Regions from separate parts of the Mus musculus genome. Here region 2 is linked to region 1. The links are chromatin contacts, found by Hi-C or POLR2A ChIA-PET in ENCODE. All regions are on one chromosome and are shown on one strand. The core of a region is the stretch at or near the end of the contact, and the rest is flanking DNA. Distances in the headings are between cores, read along the strand shown. Region 1 holds the start of Zfp65 (zinc finger protein 65). Region 2 holds the start of Zfp738 (zinc finger protein 738).

Region 1 (3,040 bases), core at 268-2,767:
CAATCTCCTTCGCTTACTGTAAGTGAACATAGATTTTAGAGGAATTTGGTCAAATCTCACAGCTAATCCAGAATGTTTGTATGGGTGAAACTAAAATAATCAAGTTTTTATAAAATGATAGTATGTCTGATAAAGTTGAAACTGCCAACATGGTCTAAGGAAACATATAAGGCCTGAGAATCAGACTGTGGTAAACTCTCCCTAAGTATGCCTGGGCCCCTAATATCATGCTAAATGGGGCTTCCTGTATGTTCAGTTAGGTTCTGCATGTTCGTTTTGTTCCTATACCATATTAGTTCCTCCTCTTCCTCTTGAATTAACCAATCCCACTAGGAGGAAATGGAAACTGCAGAACAGTTGAGGGTGAATGCTGCATCCTCACAGATCAGCACCTCCCAGAGGAGTCAGTGCCCTCTCAGGTAGGTTTACATGTAACAGACACAAACATACATGCACACACACGCACATGCACATGTACACTGGAATCCTAGACATGTCCAGAAATGCTAAGGCCTTATGGTTGATGACAGTGCCCTTCACTGCAGCATTCAGGAGGAGTACAGACTAGTCATGACCTCATTCTAAACAGACATGCCAATCAAGTGTTCAGGTGAATGTACTGCTTGACTCTAGTTTCTCTAAGTGGAGCTGTATCCCTGGGTTAACACACTGCCTGGAATACAAGAATTGATAGGAACTTCACATAGTCTCTGTTCTGAATCAGTTTCCCTGTGAATCAGAATGCATCACAGAAACATGAAATCTTCCTTGTGATGGATGGGGTTCATACCTTTGTCTCAAGCATGAACTGCACAGGAATAAACTTTCCTAAAGAAGTGAGGGAAGTTCAAGACAGATACCAAATATTAAATAGTCTGAAACATGAATGATGGCATGATCAGGAGAGAGAGGAAATTCTATAAGGAACATCAAAGGGAACAAGGGAAATCCTATAGTGCACAGTGTACCAAAAGTCAGTAGACTCACCAGTGTGATCCCAGGAGCTCTGCGCCTCCTGCTGGGAGATGGGGAGGAGGAAAGCCTGTGCTCAGAGAACACCCGGTGGTGACTAGTTTTGATTTCCTGTTCTTCTGTCTTAAGCACCTGAGATGCTGCATGTCAGGCGGGATCACCAAGCGTGGTTTCATTAAAGAAATGCTCAGTCCTACATTACCTTCCTGCTTCCTTATTTTTAAGTAAAGCAGACCATGAAAGCATGATTTCCCATGTGTTAGTATGATTTCATAAGTAGATTTGAGCTTTAAAATCACGTTTTAGCAGAAATAACTAGCATGTATAATTAACATTACTGAGAAAGGCTCGACTCACAGGCTAACATCCCTTGCTGAGACCACAGCACTTCAAAAGAGCCCGAATGCCCTGTGGCTGCCCATGTGCCTGTTTCTTTCCAATTTCACTTGCTCACACTTAGGCAGGTACCCAGGCAGTGCACCGAACTCCTTTGGTGTGTTCCTGGAAGTCCTTTACACTGATTTGTGGGAGATGTAGTCCCAACAATTATGACGACTCCAGAAGGGGCCGTTGGTACCAAACTTCCGGATTCGTTCTTAAACCTTGCTTCTCCCCAAAGTTAATCGAGTGTCTTGGGTTTGGATCCCTGACATGGAGGTTGGTGCAGGGAGCAGTGCGGTCGTACAGATCTGAGGGACTGTGCAGGATGGCGGGTCAGGCGCGGAGGGAGCTGGCTCAGGCTGGTTGGGAGACGGGGGGGGGGGGGGGGCGGGGGGCGAGGGGGCCGCCGACCTGGAGGTACTGTGTTGACCTAGGATGGGCCACTGCCCCTAGGAGCAGGATTGGCCGGGAAGAATGTTAGAGACAAGGGGATGGCAAGGGCAGGCTGGGTCTGCTGACTGCCTGTGCGGAGATGCTGAAGGGAGCATTCTACTTTGCTCTGCCTAGCTGACCCTTACTCATGTGATTGTAGTCTGAGTCCCAGCACTTACAGAACTTCCGGAAGTTCCAGGGACAGAGAGTCTTGTGAGGGCGACTGTTGTGTGGGATGTTAGTTTCTTTTCTTTTGGAATGAATTGTTAGATTTATGGATGCCTCGGGTTGAGTAGGAATTCCTAATGTACACCTCTGTGACCTGAGTCGTCACAATACAAGGCTATGTAGCTACAGAATAATCTTGGAATTGTTTTGAACTTATGTTGGCACAATCCAAATAATTATGGATTTTACACTTAAGCTTAAAATCACTAGACAGCAGTGCCCCAATAATACTATCTGAGTATATTTATTTTTTCAAAATTTGGACTGCATTTCTGATAGGATAGTACACTTGTGTGATGAGAGAAAGATCGCAGGGAGGGGCTGGAATGCCTGAAAGGGAAGGGAGAAAATATCTCTGCTAATAGGCCAGGCTCTGAACATTGTTCTCTTACCACATGATTTACTTCTGTCTGTTCACATTATCAGCAGTGACTAATCTCTTCTAAAAGTACTCTGTCCCTCAATGTGGCTTTCTGGTTTACTGATGCTTCCTGGATAGTTCTAGAAAGGATTCCCCAAGTTTTTGTACTGTCTTTGAGAGACTGTAAGATAAATTTCAAAAGCTGTAGCACACTTGGGGGTCTTAAGGTTTACACATAGTAGGTTCCTGTTCATGCAAAATGCACAGTTCTCCTCTTGAAGGGTTAAGAGAATAGTTTAGCCCAGAGCCATTTAATTGGCCATGATCTGAGAAGACAGATTTAGTTTAGTGAAAATTCCATACTCCAACTTGGAAGCAGTTTCATGGTTTTACAGAACAAATAATGTCATTAGCCAAGTAAATTTTAAAATACATTGATGTGAGTCTGATAGAGGTATGTACTGTGAGACATGGGAGATGTTCTATTCACCAAAGATACCATTTGATGAGATTTTAGCTTTTGGACTGATAGAAGCTCATGTTCTGCCTAGTCAGTGGATTCTGGGAGTTTCTTTTAAACTATTGTCACAAGCTGTGTGGTCCACTACAGAGTAAGGTAATGACTGCCCTTGAAGAGAAAACCAGCCCAAGGTAAGGCAGCCAACC
Region 2 (3,040 bases), core at 395-2,894, 46 kb after region 1:
TTGTGAATAGATTAGACAATCACTTTGGCTATAGTTGCTGCCTGGCAGGAAACTGCAGTACGGGCAATTTTTTCACAACACTAAAGTTGTGAAGAACATTTTAACTGTAAGTCATCTTAAGAAAGAGTATCAAACTTTAGAGGCGTAGACGGTTACATTGTTCCTCTAGAATTGGTCCTTATTACAGGAGGGCCAAGATGCTCAGATTAAAAAAAGTATTTTACCTTTGAGTCAATGCAGGGCTCTGGGCAGCCCCAGAGCGGCTTGTGGCCTTCTTGTGTTTTGCAAACAGTGCCTGAGAAAGTTTTTCCCTGTGTCCAAGAAAATTTCTTTTTAACAGTGTTGCAGATCTATTCAGATGTTTAAAATAATGCTTAAATTCAAAGAGTTTTGCTTCAGGTGAACTGTAATCACTAGAAAATTTTGCCTCTAGGTATGGCTAATGTAACTTTACCTTATGTAAGAAAAATTTTTATTGTTTCTGCTTCTATACTTGAAGCCAAGAGTTTTAATCTTTCAGTGTATATTGTTTCCTAAGTGGAAAGTATTTTATTAACTAATGCTTCTTAAAGGAAGTTTACCTTAAATCCTTGCTCTCACCCAAAGGATTCAGAGACAATCCTTTTATTACTTAGGGATTTCGCACAGTCTCTGCTCTGAAACAGCTTGCTTTTGAATTATTGTGCCTCAGGGAAGTATGAAATCTTTTCTGTAATGCCATTTGTAGCTTTAACTCAAGCATGAACTACACAGGAATAAACCTTCCCACGAAAAGATGGGAATTCTCAATACTCCAAGTTTCCAGTCTAACTTCTTTAATACATCGACCTCGTTTTACAGTGATATGAACATATTTCTGATACCTTTATATTCCAGGAGGAACGATCTCAGTGTTCTGCTTAGGAGAAGTGAGGGAAGTACAAGGCAGCTACCAGTAATGTTCAAGTATTATCAAATGTGAATGATGACAGGATCAGTGGAGACAGGAAAATCAATAAAGAACATCAAACCAAACACAGAGGGAAATTGAAGAGCCAGTACACACACCATTGTGATCCTAGGAGCTGTGCCCCTCCTCTTGGGAGAGATTCAGAGGAGGAAAGCAAGTGCTCAGAAAATACTTGGTGGTGACTCACTTTGATTTCTAATTCTGTCTTAAGTACCTGGGATGGTTTCGATAACATCTTAAAGAGATAATGCCCACTCTTACATTATCTTCCTTTTTCATATTTTAAGTAAACCATGAAAGCATTAATTTTCCACTCCGTAGTAAGATGCTAATAAGTAGAGATGTGCTTTTTAAAAAACCAAAAACAACAATAACAACAAAAAAGATCCGAGCTTTAAACTCACAATGTTTTAGAAGAGATAACAAGGAAATGCGATAAACATTACTGTGAAACTCAGCTCACAGGCTAACATCGCGTGCTGTGACCAAAGACTTTTTTTAAAGCCCAATTTCCCTGTGGCTGCCCACATGCTGCAGCCTGTTTTTTTCTAACTTCAGCTGCCCAGAGCTGGGCTGCAAGGCAGGCAATGCACAAGACCTCTTCTGTGGGTCCCTGTAAGTCCTTCCAACTGACTTGTGGGAAGTGTAGTCCCGTCCCTTGTGAGGTCATCAGAAAGGGCCCTCGGAATCGAGCTTCCTTAGTCTTTCTTCAAACTTCACTCCTCAAATGTATGCAGTTGTCCTCAGCACTACATCTGGATTTCTGACATGGAGGTTGGTGCAGGGAGCAGCGCCATCTTTCAGGTCTGAGGGGCTGTGCAGGGTGGCAGGTAGGGCACGGAGGGAGCTGGCTCGGGCTTATTGAGAGGCAAGAAGCTGCTGACCTGGAGATGCTGTGCTGACCTAGGCTGGGCCGCTGCGCCTGGGCACGGGTTTGAAGGGGAAAAGACTGAAAACAACAGGATGGCAAGGGCAGGCTGGGTCAGCTGCCTGCCTGTTCCTGAGATGCTGACAAGAGCGCACTCATCATTACCTAGCTGGCCCGTTCTCACGTGACTGTAGTCAGATTCTCAGGACATACAGAGCACTTGACATGTAGCACCCTCTATACGTTATGTCTTGGACACCACTCCTGGTTTGTGCTCAAACAGCTTCCTAAAGTTCCTAGTGTCCAAGGAGCAAGAATCCTGTGAGGGAGGGCAAACTGTTGTGTGGGATGTTAGTTCCTGTTCCTTTGGAACGAATTGTTAGACTCACGGATGCCCTGATTCAAATAAGATTTTCTAATAGACACCTTTGTGACCTGAATGCGACAATACATGGATATAAAACCACAAAATAATCTTGTAGTTGGTATGAACCAGTGTTTGCACAATCCAAATAAATAGGATTTTACACTAAAGATTAAAAATCACTAGACAATAATACCTCAACAATTCTGAGTATGTGTTGTGTCCAAAATTTTGACTCCTTTTCAGATGTGAGAGACTTGACTTGGTGTGATGAGAAATGGCAGGGGGGGCTAGAAAGTCTGAAAGGGAAGGGGGAAATGGCTCTGCTCATCTTCCAGGCTCTGTACATTGCACTCTAATCTGCAAGGATCTGTACATTGCTCTCTAATCTGCCAGAGTCTGTACATTGTTGTCTCTTCACTTGCTTTTCTTCTTTGTGTTCATGTTATCAGCATTGTCTGAACTCTCTTAAATTTTCCTTTATCCCTTAATGTGACATTCATGTTTACTGACACACCCTTCTTAATAGTTTTAGAAAAAATTCTCCCAAGTTTTTCAACTGTATTTGAAAAGCTGTAAGATAGAACTGGAGAGATGGCTCAGTGGTTAAGATATCTGGCTGTTCTTCCAAAGGTCCTGAGTTTAATTCCCAGCAACCACTTGGTGGCTCCCGACTATCTATAATTGGATCTGATGTTCTCTTCTGGTGTGTCAGCAAAAGAATGCTCAAAGAAAGAAAAGAAAGAAAGAAAGAAAGAAAGAAAGAAAGAAAGAAAGAAAGAAAGAAAGAAAGAAAAATACTTTCGGTCTTATGGTTTACACATAGTATGTTTATGATCATTCAAAAATGCACAGTTCT

Evidence for each region. Hi-C counts contacts between places; a loop is a spot of excess contacts on that map. ChIA-PET counts read pairs that join two places held with the same protein, here RNA polymerase II (POLR2A).
Region 2: a loop to region 1 is called in a map of left cerebral cortex, with 3 times the contacts of the local background. The contact joins the promoter of Zfp738 here to the promoter of Zfp65 in region 1. A Hi-C loop is called at or near these places in 16 of 37 maps with a recorded cell type or tissue (T-helper 17 cell, adrenal gland, gastrocnemius and 4 more). POLR2A ChIA-PET finds 5 or more read pairs at or near these places in 4 of 5 experiments (Patski and embryonic stem cell).

The regions. Positions count from the first base shown.
Region 1 is chr13:67,727,650-67,730,689 of GRCm38, reverse strand. Zfp65 (zinc finger protein 65) reads left to right here and starts at 1,517. Exons shown (of 4, transcript NM_145622.2): 1 at 1,517-1,629. The coding sequence starts at 1,624. It overlaps Zfp85os (zinc finger protein 85, opposite strand), which reads right to left and starts at 1,428. Exons shown (of 3, transcript NR_027969.1): 1 at 988-1,428.
Region 2 is chr13:67,682,116-67,685,155 of GRCm38, reverse strand. It overlaps Zfp738 (zinc finger protein 738), which reads left to right and starts at 1,644. Exons shown (of 4, transcript NM_001001187.3): 1 at 1,644-1,753. The coding sequence starts at 1,718.